3 separate regions of the Homo sapiens genome follow, and regions 1 and 2 are each linked to region 3. The links are chromatin contacts, found by Hi-C or POLR2A ChIA-PET in ENCODE. All regions are on one chromosome and are shown on one strand. The core of a region is the stretch at or near the end of the contact, and the rest is flanking DNA. Distances in the headings are between cores, read along the strand shown.

The links. A loop is a pair of places that touch in the nucleus more often than their neighbours do. ChIA-PET counts read pairs that join two places held with the same protein, here RNA polymerase II (POLR2A). Pooled maps may share reads with other maps.
Region 1: a map of esophagus muscularis mucosa shows a loop between it and region 3 (3-fold over the local background). The contact joins the enhancer-like site here to the promoter of CDKN2AIP in region 3. A Hi-C loop is called at or near these places in 1 of 168 maps with a recorded cell type or tissue (esophagus muscularis mucosa) and 6 of 50 pooled maps.
Region 2: a pooled map shows a loop between it and region 3 (3-fold over the local background). The contact joins the enhancer-like site here to the promoter of CDKN2AIP in region 3. A Hi-C loop is called at or near these places in 1 of 168 maps with a recorded cell type or tissue (naive thymus-derived CD4-positive, alpha-beta T cell), 1 of 37 single-sample maps with no recorded cell type and 8 of 50 pooled maps. POLR2A ChIA-PET finds 5 or more read pairs at or near these places in 1 of 52 experiments (MCF 10A).

Annotation. Positions count from the first base shown.
Region 1 is chr4:183,983,449-183,986,419 of GRCh38, forward strand. The region is part of intron 1 of STOX2 (storkhead box 2); the gene reads left to right. Among named protein-coding and RNA genes, the nearest start is that of STOX2, 80 kb to the left of the region's middle. Within about 2 kb of position 1,295, at least 2 of the 41 ENCODE cell types and tissues checked have a DNase peak (open chromatin) inside an H3K27ac peak, as active enhancers do.
Region 2 is chr4:184,228,892-184,232,103 of GRCh38, forward strand. No RefSeq gene overlaps it. Among named protein-coding and RNA genes, the nearest start is that of ENPP6, 13 kb to the left of the region's middle. Within about 2 kb of position 1,325, at least 3 of the 41 ENCODE cell types and tissues checked have a DNase peak (open chromatin) inside an H3K27ac peak, as active enhancers do.
Region 3 is chr4:183,443,277-183,446,145 of GRCh38, forward strand. CDKN2AIP (CDKN2A interacting protein) reads left to right here and starts at 1,360. Exons shown (of 3, transcript NM_017632.4): 1 at 1,360-1,793; 2 at 2,259-2,389; 3 at 2,812-2,869. The coding sequence starts at 1,522. RefSeq lists a silencer at 835-1,384 and an enhancer at 1,665-1,814.

The DNA of each region.
Region 1 (2,971 bases), core at 45-2,544, 540 kb after region 3:
CGAAAGGAGGTTTAGTGGAATATTGTCACAGACTAGGATTGTTTTCTCCCCGACTGGTGCAGTCTTGAAAAAGGAAGAGAATCTTGACACCGCAGACTTCTGAGTTGTGATAGGAGTCCAAGAAGTCCCTGGGGGAAGCCGCGTCTGACCATATTGTCAGCATCCCTTCCCTCCTGGGAGTTGCCATGAGCTTATAAATGTTTTTGGAGAATGGAGGTGTCAGGCTTCTTTGGGAGGAGACTTACTAAGGGCCATCTAGCAAATGCTGAGTGAAACTCATTGCAAATATAAAGTGGGCCATTTTCCTATCCATTAAAGACTGTTCTTTAAATTTTTTTTAATTGATTAATTTTTAGAGAAGGATCTTGCTCTCTTTCCCAGGCTGAAGTGCAGTGGTGCAATCATAGCTCACTGCAGCCTTGAACTCCTGCCCTCAAGTGATATTCCTGCCTCCCAAAGTGCTGGGATTACAGGCATGAGCCACCGTGCGCCATGTTCTGAATCTGACCTTGGGCCACCCCTCTTGCCTTCTCTTCCTCTACTTCCCAGTAATGAACCCTCAGCCCCAGGCAGGCCTGCCTGCCTTATGATCCCCACCTCCCTCCCATCCACACCTCCACACCTTGTCCATGCTTCCTCCCTGCAGGTCAGTCCTCTCCTTCCTTCAGCATAGATTTAGGGTCTGCTGTTGGCTAGCCACTTTCAGGGATATACCTGTAAACACAAAACATGCAAAAAGTATCCCTGCTCATGGAGCTTATGTTATGACATATGGGCTGTGCTTTCTCTTTTCTTTCACCTGTCCAGATTCTAGAACAAGTTGGCCTTTCCGTGGAAGCCATTGCTGACTGTTTCGACCCCGGTTCTTTTCTTCAAAATTCTTGGGGGCACTGGTTACCTGTTCCTCCCCTTTGAAATACACTGCCTTGTATTTTTGCACTTTTTATATGTGAGTATCTTACCTCCTCAAGTACATTTGAAGCTTCTTGAGGGCAGACACCATGTCATTTGTCCATGAGAGAGTGTGCACCAAGGTTTGTATACTCCATATGTACACAACCTTAAAGATTAAAATTTAAATTCCTGAACTGACCATAGGACTTTGCAGTTAGGCACCTGATAAATATTTTTAATTGATTTAATGGTATTTATTGCTGTCTGCTTTTTCAAGTGGAGCAGCTCTAAGAGCATGCGAGACCATTAGCCATCAAGCGTTTATTAAGATCCTCCCCGTGTCCCTATGTGACGCTGCTATTTAATCTGCTGCCAAGGACGCAGGCGAGTGCCAAGCACAGCCTCTGCCCACACTTCATCAACTGAGCAAATCACCTCTGCGGTCCTCTGTGTGATGTTCGTAAAGCTTTACTGTAACACCGAAGCTGTTATCCAAAGATGTAAGAGGCACGGGGCCAGGAGGAGGACTGCTAATGATGGCTGCATGTGATTCTTGAGCTCATCTTGCCATCAGACGCCGAGATTTAAAGCATCAGCAGACCGTTCTTGTCTTTGTTTCTCAGTGGAGGCCAATGGTGTCCATTATGAAACCCACCGTACTCTCGGTAGGGCAGCAAGATGAGCTTGTGGTGGTTTTGCCTGACCGTGTATATTCTTTTCCATGGTCCTTCAATAAAAGTCTACTCAGGGGCAGTCGTTAGGGGTCATAGACCCCAGCAGAAGCAACTTCTACGGGAGACCCCACTTGTGACCTTGACCTCATTGGTCCATGTGCCAAGTAAGCAGATTGTGTTCAATCTAAATTTAAAAATTGACATATAGGTTTTGACATTTTTTTGTTTACAGTGGCTTTTTTATTTTAATTATCAAGAGGTAACACGTGTTGTTGAAAGAACAGACTTTCAACAGCAATGGTTGTTGAAGATGATTCATGTAGGAAGTCTGTAGAACAGCATACATAAACGTGTAAAAGGTAAAATTGACTTTCAGTGGCTGAAAGAACAGACTCGAGAGCCAGCTGCCTTGGGTTGAAATCCCATCTCTGCCGTTCACCAGCTCTGTGAGCTTCAGGAAGAGAGTTCCCCTCTTTAAGTGGGGCTCACACCAGTACTTAACTTTCAGAGTCCTTGTGAAGATGATGTGAGTTTCTAAGTACAGACATACTAGGCCCATATATAGATGAAAACATGCATGCTTGGATATTAGAAATTATGACTACATTTTTATTTGTACATTCTCATCCCTTCGAGTATTTGGATTTTTTTTCTTTCTCCACATATTTAACCTTTCATAGATCATAGAAGAAACTTGTGTCTTTAACTGTCAGGAGGTGGTACAGTGACCCAGGGCTTCCCAGAAGGCTCTTACACTGCCAGGACTACAGATATGTCTGTTTAGATATGAATTTGTAATACATTTGTTATATGCTTCCATCATTGCATTCTTAAGGTGCGTGTGCTTATTAGGCACCCTGTCTGACCTTACAGTGATCAGACCACGCCCGACAGGAATGGGCTGGATTACATGGGTTTGGGTGGATTTATATCCAACAACACAGCCAGACTTAAAGAGGTTTGATGAAAGGCGAGTGGCTTTGTTTGGAGGCGCTGGTGCTGGGCCCTAGGCTCAGTCTGTGGCATGCATGAGAAGCTAGTGGCTTATCAACGAGGAGAGAAAATCATACCCTAGAAGGGAAAATCAAGACCGTATTTGGTTAAGTATGTGGAGAAAGAAAAAAAAAACAAATACTTGAAGAAAAGGGATGAGAATGTATAAATAAAAATGTAGTCATAATTTCTAATATCCAAACATGTATGTTTTCATCTGTATATGGCCTATTAGGTCCTTATATGCTTCTGATCAAGCATACAAGGTAAAATTGATGAGGCTGTTAAAAAGTGCATCAGTAGCAGTTGGTGTGGAACACATTCTCAAGGGGGTCACAGGGTGACAGATAGTCCAGGACAGGGAGGAGACAGTGCCACGGGGAGGACTCAGCAGGAGGATGCCACGTCGT
Region 2 (3,212 bases), core at 75-2,574, 790 kb after region 3:
CGGGAGGCTGAGGCAGGAGAATCGCTTGAACCAAGGAGTCAGAGGTTGCAGTGAGCCAAGATTGCGCCACTGCACTCCAGCCTGGGCGACAGAGCGAGACTCCGTCTAAAAAAAAAAAGAAAAGAAAAAAAACCGAGTGTTCATTGTGGTCAACCAGCCCTATACTACCTTGCCTCCCATTACACTGACCTCCTTTCCTACTAATCTCAATCATGCGTGTGTCCCACTTGCAATAACCTCCTTGTTGACAGTAGCTCAAGCCAGATATTCTCTGCCTCTGGGCCTTTGCACTGGCTATTTCCTCTACCTGGGAATGCTCTTCCCCCCGCATCCACATAGCTCCCTCACTTTCTTCAAGTCCTTGTTTACATGTCATCTTCTCAATGAGGTCTAATCCCATCTAAAGTTGCAACCGCACATCCTGAAAAGCTTATAATGCTTTTTATGGTTTGTAATATTTAATAGGTTTATCACCTTTTAATACACTATATAGATGACTTCTTTATTATGGTTATTGTTTATGGTCTGTGTCCACTTACCTCTGGCTCTAATGTTAGCTCAGTGAGGGCAAAGATCTTTGTTTTATTCACTGTGTATTCCAAGAGCCTGGAACAAAATAAGGCTCCCTAAGCACTTGTTGAATAAATGAATCTGTTAAGTGGATCAGGGTCTCTGGTGCCCAGTGGAGAAAAGTAGTATGGTGGGGTGACCAACTTGTTCTGATCTGCCTAAGAGTTTCCTGGTAATAGCACTGAAAGTCCCATGTCCCAGGAAAGCCATCACTCCCGGGCACACTGGGATGGGGGATCACCTAGAATTTGGGGGGAAGTGGGGTGATTGTAAGGGCAGTCTGCTTGTTCTATCAATTGTTCTGTGAATTGCATGATAGATGGAGAACCAGTGGAGGACTAGTGAAACCCTCCCCTCAGTACTGAAGACAGCAAGCCACAAAGAACATTTTAAAAGCTTCCAGAGATAAAAAGCAGATAGTATACACAAGAACAAGAATTAAGCTAGCCTTAAAACTGTCATGAAAATTTGAGGGGTCTGATGAAAATGTTCTCAAGCCTTCAAGACCCCTTTACTCTCTTTGTCTCTCTCTCTCTCTCTCTCTCTCACACACACACACACACACACACACATACACACACACACAATGAACATTCTCTTGGAAGATGTATTCTTCAGAAGGGAAACAAATTCACGAGTTGCTTCAAGTACGTATGATCAAAGGAAGAAAGGAGGAAAAGAGAGTCCCTAACAACCCAGTCTATGATCTCTGGATCGCACGGGGCAGCCTCTCTGTGGTGGCTTCAACCCTGTGGGACTCTTGCTTGGCTGGAAGCCAAGCCTCCAGCACCGTGGCTAGGACCAGGGAGCTACGCAATAACTCCGCTTCCGTAACCACTGTTTCCTGGGGGCAGGAACTTAGAGAGTCTCAGACTGCTGAATGCTTCTTCCTGTAACTAAGACCTGGAGCACAATTCGGGGAAGGAACGGGTGAGGTCCCCAGAAGATGCTGGGTTTGGGCACGAAACCGCAGAGCCCCTCTCTCCCTGCCAGCCCCCGGCCAGCCAGAAAGCCCAGAAAGCAGCACTGGATCTGAGAGATGTGGGCCCGTTGTCAGCTTCCACCTTCTCTCCCTGGACTCTACCCGCCCAGATACTGGAGGGACTACATAGGCCCATTCATTGCAAAGAATGTCCCCTAGTCCTTCTCAGAGAGGGCAATGTGGGGCCATTTCACTGCAGCTCCTGGATGAGGAGACAGACCGCACTGCTCGGCACAGCAAATCACTAAACCCTGCCCTTAGCCCCCAGGAGGAGGTGAGGTTTCCAGATACACAAATGCTCAGCCCTCCTGCCTTCCATCCTGTGGGTCCCAAACCTGGGCATTTGTGAGAGAAAATAATTCCACCTCCGAGTATAAATTGCTTTTAAAAAACAAAAGTCCCAGCTGGGCATGGTGGCTCATGCCTGTAATCCCAGCACTTTGGGAGGCCAAGGCGGGTGGATCACCTGAGGTCAGGAGTTTGAGACCAGCCTGGTCAAGATGGTGAAACCTGGTTTCTACTAAAAAGAAAAAAATTAGCTGGATGTGGTGGCACGCACCTGTAGTCCCAGCTACTGGGGAGGCTGAGGCTGGAGAACCGCTTGAACCCAGGAGGCAGAGGTTGCAGTGAGCCGAGATCATGCCACTGCATTCCAGCCTGGGTGACAGAGCAAGACTCCATCTTAAGAAAAAAAAAAAAAGGAAGTCTTTTTTATTCTAAGCATTGTTTCCAATATGCAAAAATAAGGAAATCTTTCCATTAGGGAAATCTTTCCATTAGAGAAATCATGTATATAGTTTTCAAAGCTCTTTCATTTTTTTTGAACCTCAATACAAATAGGTAGGGCCATTCTCACTTTTCTCTGTTTATAGATGAAAACATTGATATCTAGAATTAAATGTGCTTGCATTTATGCACTGTTATTTCCTTAAAATAGTGTCACAAAAATTATAATAAAATCACTGTATAAGCAAATTTTGAATTCAAATACCCCAGAAAAAATAAAACACTACATAATTCCAAAGCTGAAAGCCAGTGAATTGTAAAATGTTTTTATACTGTTGCCACAAGCTACCACCATATGAACAGGAAAACAGAAATACCAGCCCCCGCTTTCAGTGTCCTAGAAATCATGCTGCTATTTCAGGTGTTGGAACTTCCAGGAGGGATTTCTGTGTGTGGTTGTGAGGCTGGTCTAAGCAAATTTGTCCCTTTACCAACTGTCAGGTTGTTGTGGTGGACACCGGTAGCCTACCAGGTTAGAGCTAGGTATGGCCTATACAAGCCCAGCCTCAGACTACTAGTTGGTCTGTCAAAATGAAGTTAAGGCTATATTCTGCCAAGCGGACAACTATTTATTAGTAAGCAGGCTAAAGATAGTTTGGGTGTCCTGCAGTACAATTCTGACAATAACCATCTGGAGTTAATGTCAGATTCCTCATGTTAGGAGCACTGTCCCCAGCAAGACTGTCCCCATTTCAGATGCCAGCTGTAATTCCAGGTCTCCAGACCACCTGTGCCTGACCAACTAACTAGCTACAAATCCTACAACCACTCTCAGGCTTGACAATTCTCCATAACAATTCCTGGAACTCAGGAAGGTGCTAGACTTATAATTACAGTTTTATTATAAAGGCTGCAAATCAGGACCAGCATAATG
Region 3 (2,869 bases), core at 110-2,609:
TGCAATCCGTCCACCCCCTCTAGATTTTCAGCAATTATCTGTGAAAAGGAGGAAAGAACAGCAAACTAGAAGCAAAATCACAAAGCTTCAAAATTTCTTTGTGCCTCCGTTTTTATGTAGTTTCTTTTGGTATGGCAGGAAAATGGGCAATATTGTTTTCATACAATAGCTGTATTTTGTTCCAGCATGCACATAAATTACACAGTTAACCTTATCTGATCTTACCTAAAGTGACCTTTTTTTGCTTGCTTATTCTGATTCATGCATTTTTACATCAAAGTCTACATTTATTGAAAGAAAAATTTCATAATTTATATCATTTAACGTATTTATCTTACAGTGCATGTATACCTGGAATGGGAAACGTAACAATAAGCCAGCCAGCAGTTAGAGTACGTAACTGTGGGAAATGTAAAGTGGAAAAAAATATATAGAAGGAAAAAACAGCTCTAACAGGGAGAGAGGTTTGGGGCCCTATAGATAAATAGGTACATTTCCACTCCACCTCCGGACATCTGCCGGTTGGTGGTAAAGCTGTTGATTTTAGGAAATTCTAGAGACAGAGCGTTGTCGGGGTGTTGTTTTCCTACTGACCAGAACAGGAAGGCAATGCCTGGATTAACTAGAGACCTAATAAACTGCGGGAACAAGCCCTACCGCTGCGGGGCCAGGGCCAGCTTCGAAGGCTGCAAGCCTCACGGCAACACGGAGCCAGGTCCTCGTGTGACCTTACTGTCTACTGCTGCTATGTAAGGGGACTGGCACTCCCGCCCTCCTGAAGGCGCGGAGACCCCGACGGCCTCGGAACGCTTCGCTCGGGCACACTGAAAGCAGCGCGAGACGCAGCTCCCAACACTCTAACATGGAGGCCGGCTTTTGTTTGTTTTGGCCCCGCTCACACACAGGCGTCTCAGGGCGGAGACCACAGGCCCCGCGGCTGCGGGCGGCTCAAGGTCCCCCGGGACGCCCCCCTAGCGGACTTTGGCCGCCGCGCCCGGCTGCCTCCCTTGCCCGGGCCCTGCCCCTCTCGCCTCTGCTCCCGGCGCCGCAGCTGACCCGGCGGGGGAGGAGGACGGCAGGAGCGCGCGGCGTCACAAAGCGAGGACAGAACGCCCGGGGTTCCGCCGAGACTCGGTCGTCCCAGGCCAGCTCGACTTGCAGTCCGCCCTCGTGGGGCGGGAGACGCCCGACGCCCGCCCACCTCACCCCCGGGGTGCCCTCCGTGGCCTCACGGGGACGCAGCGTCGCAGCGGCCCCGGCGCCGCAAAGCGTCTTGGGAGCGCCGGCTCGCGCCGGAAGAACGCGAGGGCGCGCGGCGGCGGCGAGGTTATAAAAGGGAAGAAGCCGGCGGTGGGCGGAAGTGGGCGGTTCGGCGGCTCTGGGCGCTGTTGTTTGGTCTTTAGGCCTGCGGAGGGGCGTTATCTGGAGGGCCGCGGGTGCAGGCCGCAGTGACAGGGCCGCTCGCCCCGCTAGTCCTGCCTGTCTCCCGGTGCAGCTGTGTTCGCGGCCTGCAGGCCCAACATGGCGCAGGAGGTGTCGGAGTACCTGAGCCAGAACCCGCGGGTGGCAGCCTGGGTGGAGGCGCTGCGCTGCGACGGCGAGACTGACAAACACTGGCGCCACCGCCGGGATTTTTTGCTTCGCAACGCCGGGGACCTGGCCCCCGCTGGCGGCGCTGCCTCCGCTAGCACGGATGAAGCTGCCGACGCCGAGAGCGGGACCCGAAACCGGCAGCTGCAGCAGCTCATCTCCTTTTCCATGGCCTGGGCGAACCACGTCTTCCTCGGGTGCCGGTGAGTGAGGCAGCGTCCCTAACCAGCACGCCTCGTTTTGTGTGCCACCTGCAGACCGGGGCCCGGCGCCCTCCGCGGGACCGGCCTCGGCGGGGAGGGGAAGTTGTGAAGCGCGGGAATCCGCCGGCCCGGCTGCCCTCTAAGGGGGAGAAGGGCGTCCCTGCGAGGAGCCGACATGATTCCCGGACGTCTGTGTGCCCGGTGGTGTGGGCGCAGCTGCTGGTAGGGTTGCTTGTGTTAGGGAACAACGCTCTTGGGGACGGGTGCGAGATTTAAGATTAGTGAGGAGGTGCCCTGCCTCCCAGACCCTGGGGCACTTGTTTATGGGGTTCCAGGAAACAGTTCTTGGCGGTTGGTTCACTTTCTTGATTGCAGCCAGGAAATGCAGTCCCTGTGGCCTGTTTTTTGCACAAGTAGGACCTTAGAAAAAACACTTTTTAAAAATGACTTTTCCTTCTTTTTCAGATACCCTCAAAAAGTTATGGATAAAATACTTAGTATGGCTGAAGGCATCAAAGTGACAGATGCTCCAACCTATACAACAAGAGATGAACTGGTTGCCAAGGTGAAGAAAAGAGGGATATCGAGTAGCAATGGTTAGCAGATCATAGATGTGAACATACATAGGAGTTTAGAGCATAAGTTTGATATAATTAGGAATTATTGTTACTAATTTTTTTAACAAGCCAGAATTTTTATGTTATTAATAAGTAATAAAGTTGGAATGTTAAACCTAAAGTATATATCTGTGTCTTTAGGCTTTGAATTTGATAGTTTGCTTTGACTGCTTTAGATTTTGAAGTGTCCACTGTTGTCTGATGCTGTTATTTTTTTAATATTAGACATTCATGATGTTATTCAACACTGTTTTAAGAAATTAATGACTCCACACTTTTTAAAGAAACGATTAGTCTTGAAATGTTTTCACTTTGTGCCTTTATTTTAATGTGTATTTGTCTCATCACCCGTTTTGTACGAGGTATTCTTAGTCACATATCTATGTTTTTCTTCTTTTTAGAAGGGGTAGAAGAGCCATCCAAAAAACGAGTTATAGAAGGAAAAAACAGTTCTGCAGT